2 separate regions of the Mus musculus genome follow, and region 1 is linked to region 2. The links are chromatin loops, found by intact Hi-C in ENCODE. Cell type or tissue: heart. All regions are shown on one strand. Each heading gives the region's core, and the rest is flanking DNA. Links, peaks and the distances in the headings are about the cores only.

What was found. Hi-C counts contacts between places; a loop is a spot of excess contacts. Peaks named below come from ENCODE experiments on the same cell type or tissue, not always from the same donor. Only the 100,000 strongest peaks of a DNase experiment are listed, where the experiment ranks them.
Region 1: it touches region 2 in a loop (2.0-fold over the local background); 5 of 42 quality-filtered maps call a loop at or near these places.

The regions. Positions count from the first base shown.
Region 1 is chr13:94,439,760-94,442,668 of GRCm38, forward strand. It overlaps Ap3b1 (adaptor-related protein complex 3, beta 1 subunit), which reads left to right. Exons shown (of 27, transcript NM_009680.3): 8 at 496-654. Among named protein-coding and RNA genes, the nearest start is that of Ap3b1, 82 kb to the left of the region's middle. In heart, for the core only: no CTCF peak of the experiment used is centred there; a DNase peak (open chromatin) is centred at 1,652.
Region 2 is chr13:94,380,571-94,383,479 of GRCm38, forward strand. All of the region lies in intron 1 of Ap3b1 (adaptor-related protein complex 3, beta 1 subunit), which reads left to right. Among named protein-coding and RNA genes, the nearest start is that of Ap3b1, 23 kb to the left of the region's middle. In heart, for the core only: a CTCF peak has its summit at 1,323 (motif pointing right); no DNase peak of the experiment used is centred there.

The sequences.
Region 1 (2,909 bases), core at 263-2,762, 59 kb after region 2:
TCTCTGTGGAGATTTGCTATGTATTATACTAGAAGTATTATGTATTATAATAAGAAATATCATCCTTTGCATGTGATTATACAATGTTTTGAATTGCTCCAACAGCAGAATTCTGCAGTATTACTGTAATTATAGTATTTACATGTGTATGTGGGTGCGTGTGTGTATTTGTATGTGCGCGAAGAAGGCAGCCTTCAGTGTCATCCCTTAGGGGACGGCTACTGGTTGTTTTCTTTTTTGAGATGTCTTCCAGGGCTGGCCAGTAAGCCCGGAGGATGATTGTCTGTGTCTCTCTAGCGGTGGGTTTACAAGTGTGTGGCACCATACCCTGTGTCCTACGTGGGCACTGGGGCCGGAACCCAGGCCTTTATGTTCTGGATCGAGGTGTCTTTGCAGCCCCTCACTGTAGACCTTTTTAAAGGAAAAGTCCCTTTGGCTGAGTCACGTCTTGGCTGTGCCATCCGTCTTACCTGGCATTGGATTGTTCTCTTTCAGGATGGTGGTCTGGAAGACAATGAGAAGAACTTCTATGAATCTGAGGAGGAGGAGGAGGAGAAGGAGAAGAGCAGCAGGAAGAAGTCGTATGCCATGGACCCAGACCACAGACTCTTAATTAGAAACACCAAGCCGTTGCTTCAGAGCAGGAATGCAGCGGTACGTGGAGGCCTGAAGGAACTGTTTCACAGATTGAAAAACAGGCCAAAGCTTGTGTCAGCGCTGAGCGTGTCAGTGGAGGGCTCACACAGCAGGCACGTTTGTGGCCACCTAGAAGGATGTGGGGTGTGAGGTAAAGCTTGGAGACCCCAGACTACATACTGAATACTTTTTAGCCTTCTTTGTTTCTAGCCATGCAACCATCAGGCTTTGATGGGAATGCCTGGCTTGATACTCGTTTGCTTTCTCTGGCTGTGTTAAGAGGTTCATTCAGAGACAGGAGCTCACTTTGTTTCTGAATTGAGTGGTGTATATTAGGCCTTATGTGAGGATGCAGGTGTGTCTCTCAGGCTTGCTGTCATAGCTGAGAATAGCAGATATGATGGCTTTCCACAGTGTTAAATCTACCTGGTAACCTAAAGCGTAACAGAAATAAAAGTGCCTGGGAATGTGGCTCAGGGACGGGCTGCACGCCTTCCATGTCGGAGGCCTCGGGGCAGTATTGTTAGGCAGTAAGAATCAGCTTGGTTTGGGTTTCTCAGGCTTTGCTTATTTGTTTGATATCTTCAGCTGTAAACAACCGTAAAGTTTAGACAAACACGTACTAAGAAACAGAGGCCAGGAAAACCAAGTAATGCAGGCCGACCTCTCAGTCTCCTCCTTAGAACTCAGCCCGACGCCTTGTGCCTTTACGCACAGGGGCCAGTGAGTATCTGTGACACGAGCCAGGATGACTCGTGGTTCGCAGAGTTTAAGGACTTCTGTTTCTACTTTCTCTCTTATTTCTACTCTTTCTCTCTCATTTGCAGAGTGCCCTTCTGGGCTTGCTTTTTCTTTTTTTGCTTTTGCTTTAAGATTTAGTCGTTTAATTTTATGTGTATAGATGTTCTGTGTGTGTTTATGGTGCATATCTGTACACCCGCAGAGGCTAGAGGAGGGTGTCACATGCCCGGAAACTGGAGTTCTAGATGACTGTGAGCCACTGTCCTTTGAAAGAACAGTATGTGCTCGTAGCCACTGAGCTGGCTCCAGCCCCTGACACTGCCTCTGAGTGTCATTGAACTCTTTTGTAACTTGTGTTTATTGCTGGCAGTTATAGTTAAGAGCTTGAAGATTGAAATTAAGAATTTCCCCAAATTTGTTTTAATTAAGAAAATAGTGAATTGTTCTCTTTACTTAGTAAAACTTCAAATACGAGGAAAGAACTTCACTGGCTACTTCTTTTCTATACTGTTTTGAGAGTTTGGCCATTAGAAGTTTATATATCTTAGCAATTAGCAGGGTTATAAAATCTTACTATTAGTAGTGTCATTTCTAAATCACTTTTCAAAAGCCCTGTCATAGTAAGACATGGATTCACTGATACTGTTGACCATGGCTGATGTTTGTATGCCCCAGTCTGCGAGGTAGCTGTTGCTCGCTGTCAGTTTACTCACCATCAGCTTCAGTTCATCTTGGAAGTTGGTTTTGAGATTCAGATCCTTGCTGACAGTGGCAGGGTTGAATCCTGGGGTACTTTGTTATTTCTGTGCATCTTTGGGGTCCCTCCTTACTTGCTAGTGCATCATCAGGCTGCCATGGTTTTGAGCACATTGCATTCCTTTGCTTTGTATACATTTAAATGAGACCTGACTTTTGGAGGATTATGAAAGATTAAAACAAACAGACCCTTTTTAATTAATTCTGTATTTGCCAGGTGTAGTGGCTCATACCTTTAATTCCAGTACTTAGGATGTAGAGGCAGGCGGATCTGTGCTGGACTAGAGTTTCAGGCCCATTGAGACTGAGATCCTATCTTAAAACAAGCAAGCAAGCAAAAACTTGTTCTTACATTTCAAAGGTGATTATGGGAATTTGTTTCAGAAAGCTGATGGACCAGTGTTGTGACTGCATTGGAGGCAGAAGCAGGAGCAGACGGCTCTGAGGCTGCAGCCACTAGCAGTCTAGGACATGCATGGTTCAAAAGAGTGTGTGGTATAGGATGCGGTCATTGTGAGCGTGGGCTACTGGAGAAGTCTGGGCATTGAGTCTGGACTTTGGAGTTGTCAGAGTTTCTCTCGTGGCTTTTTACATATTGGCTCTCAGATTTCAGATGTGCTGTTGAAGAAATCTTAAATTATGTTATTTATTTATTTATTTATAGATAATGGGGCAAAAGGAAGGTTGTTTTATTCTTTTGGATTTGAGAGTGCTGTGACTAATATATTCAAAAGATGCCATACCAAGTAAAAGCCGTGACTTGATACACATAGAAA
Region 2 (2,909 bases), core at 245-2,744:
TTGGTGATGATTACTGGTACATATTTCAAAAGACGTAGGGAAAAAGGCTTGGAATATTTTTAACACAGAGCAAGTGGATGCTCGAGGGGCCAGCGAGTTGGTAAAAATCCTTATAGCACAAGCCCAGGGATCTGAAGGGGAGAAGCAACTTCTGAAAGGTGTCCTTTGACCTCACCCGTGCATGCGCAGACACACACCGTAAAGGAGGTGTTCACAGAGGTAGCTACATCAATGTCTTTACCCTGTAATCCCAGCTTTAGAGAGGCAGAGGCATGAAGATCTCCAGTTCCAGGCCACCCTGGCCTGTGTGGTGACAGTGTTTCACAGACTGATGACAGCTAAGACCCGGATGAGTATTACGAAGTTGTTGTAGATATACTGAATCTGCCATGGAAGGACCACTTAGTCTGTGTGCAGAGGGCACACACATATTGCCAGCTGCTCTATAGCTGCTTTATAGCTGCTTTATAGCTGCTAGAATGACCTCTGCTTGTATGAAGTTTTAGAAAATACAGGGTCAGAGTGGTAGCAACCCATCACGATGTTGGGGAGTGAGAATCTGGCTGTAAAGGTTGTGGGCAAGGTTGGAGGGAGTGTCCTGTGGTTGATGTAGCTAGTGATTGCAGGATTTTACCCATGTTTGAAAACTGAACAAAGTATACTCTTAGAATTGGAGAATGTTATAATAAGTCACACCACAGTAAGGCTGACAAGTTAATTGTGTGAGCTCTGCTCTCAAACTGCTAAAGAGCTTTTCTTTCTTTGAAAAATTCCAGTCTGTCATGGATGAACACTTCTATAAAATTCAATAAAAATAAATTACTAGAAAAATACAGTGGAAAAAGTATGTACAATACCACCCCATTTTTATTGGATTCAATAAACATAAAATTATACTGTCAAATTACTCTTCCAACTTTCCAAGTATGTGACTTTGAGTGCCTCCATGTGTCTAGGTAGTACTTTGAGTGGCACTGATGAGCATGGTGCCTGCTGGATTTCAGTTTCCTCTTTGTTTATACTGCTTTACAATGAGTGGAGGAAGAGAAGGAGGGGTCAGGAGTAGTGTTGTAATAAGTTCTGGGTTTCAGATTTATGAAAAAGAAAGTCCACCGATACTCTACCTCCCTCCCAGGTTGTCCTGCGTGACTCGTCCCATGTTGCTTTGGGCAGTATTCTGGTTTATTCTGGTAGAGTACAAGCGCCTTTCCCAGTCCAAATGAGGTTTGCTTTAGCTTTTCAGCAATGCATTTCTTGTTCCTTGAAACTTTTAGGCTTATTTTGAATGGGATAGAACAGTTATACCATTTAACACCACAAGATGTCACTTATGTAAAAATAAAGTCAGTTCCCTCAGATTGAGGGTAAGTGAAGAAGCAGGGAAAGAAAAGGAAGCCTGCGTTTGAAGCAGATAACACATGGTGTTTCAAATACTGCTAATTCAACGTTATTTCAAACAAGTACCTTGAATTTATAAACATTTCTTAATTTCTAAGTGTCATGTAGTAACACATGGTCCTGGTCAGTTTTGAGTACACACTCTGAAGGCATTGACTTAGGAGCAGGAAGAGACAGTGCATCCGAGACTGACAAGAAGGTGTCAGCTCTTTTAATCCTTCCTGTTTTGGTGACAAGCAAAGGGGCATTGGGGAAGGCACTATCTGGGAAGTCATAGTGACAGATTGGGGCTTGGGGAAGTTGGGCACTGCCTCTGGCTGAAGTAGAGCTTATTTCTGTTCCCTTGGACCTGAGAGTTAGTAGCTCTTCCCTGGGGCAGCACCAAAGGCATCCTGATTTCTCGGTTTTAGTTTTAGAGAACAGGACAGGACATAGGGTGGCTGAAAAGAGGTCCTTGTTTGCACGAATGTAGCAGGGACTAGCCAGGCTTCCGTTAGGACCGAGCAAGGTGATGTCTGGGTGAGTGGTAGACAGGTCCTAAAATTGATATTTCTTCTTCCTCATTGTCCATTTCTCTCTCCAGGTAACACTGGCGAGGAAAGTTCTGGAACATTCTTAGGGAAAAGGAAAGTGAAACCAAGGAGAAAGGCTTCCCCTTTTCTGGCATTTGGGTGTCTAATCATTTCTTCTTAGTTCCTATCTATTTCTGTTTTGTGTGTGTGTTTCCTCAACAGGAATACAATTTAAAATGTTTCTTTTAGGTTTTAGTATTTCCACTTAGTATCATTATGTAAAACGAAGGAACAGGACAAAGTAGGAGGAGGAGTGGCTTGAGATGCCCTGTTCCCCACCCACATCACCACAGCCTTCTATTTGTCTCTGAGTTTTGAAGAGCCTGAGATGTTAGAAAAGGGGATTCTAAGTTTACTACAGTGAGATTTATAGTAAATCTTCAGAGACAGTTTTTCTTTTAAAATATCTATTTCATTTTGTGTGCATGAATGTTTCTCCTGAGTGTGTGTTTGTACCATGCGTGAGCCTGGTGCCCTCAGAGGTCAGATCCTTAGGACCTGGAGTTACAGATGGCTGTGGGTGGTGGGAATAGAATCCCTGTCCCATTGGAAGAACAGTGAGTGATCGTAACCAAAGAGGCATCTCGCCAGCCCCAAACATTTGTTTACTTATTTGTTTGGGGTGGGGCACGCGTGATCTGTAGTGTGCATATGGGGGTCAGAAGTCGGCCTTCTGGAGTCAATTCTCACCTTCTCGTGAGTGCTGTGCTGAGTGTGTGCTCCAGGGTGCCTGACCACAAGCTTCTGCAAGATCCCCCTCTCTGCCTCTGTCTCACCATGGAGTGCTAGGATTGTAGATGCACGCCATCCCTGCCAGCTTCTTATGTGGGCTCTGGGGATTGACCCTGGCTATCAGGGCTGCATGTGTCATGCCTTCACCCTCATCGAATGCCCAAACCATCTCCTCAGCCTCGCAGTTTTTATACATAGTTATTTCTA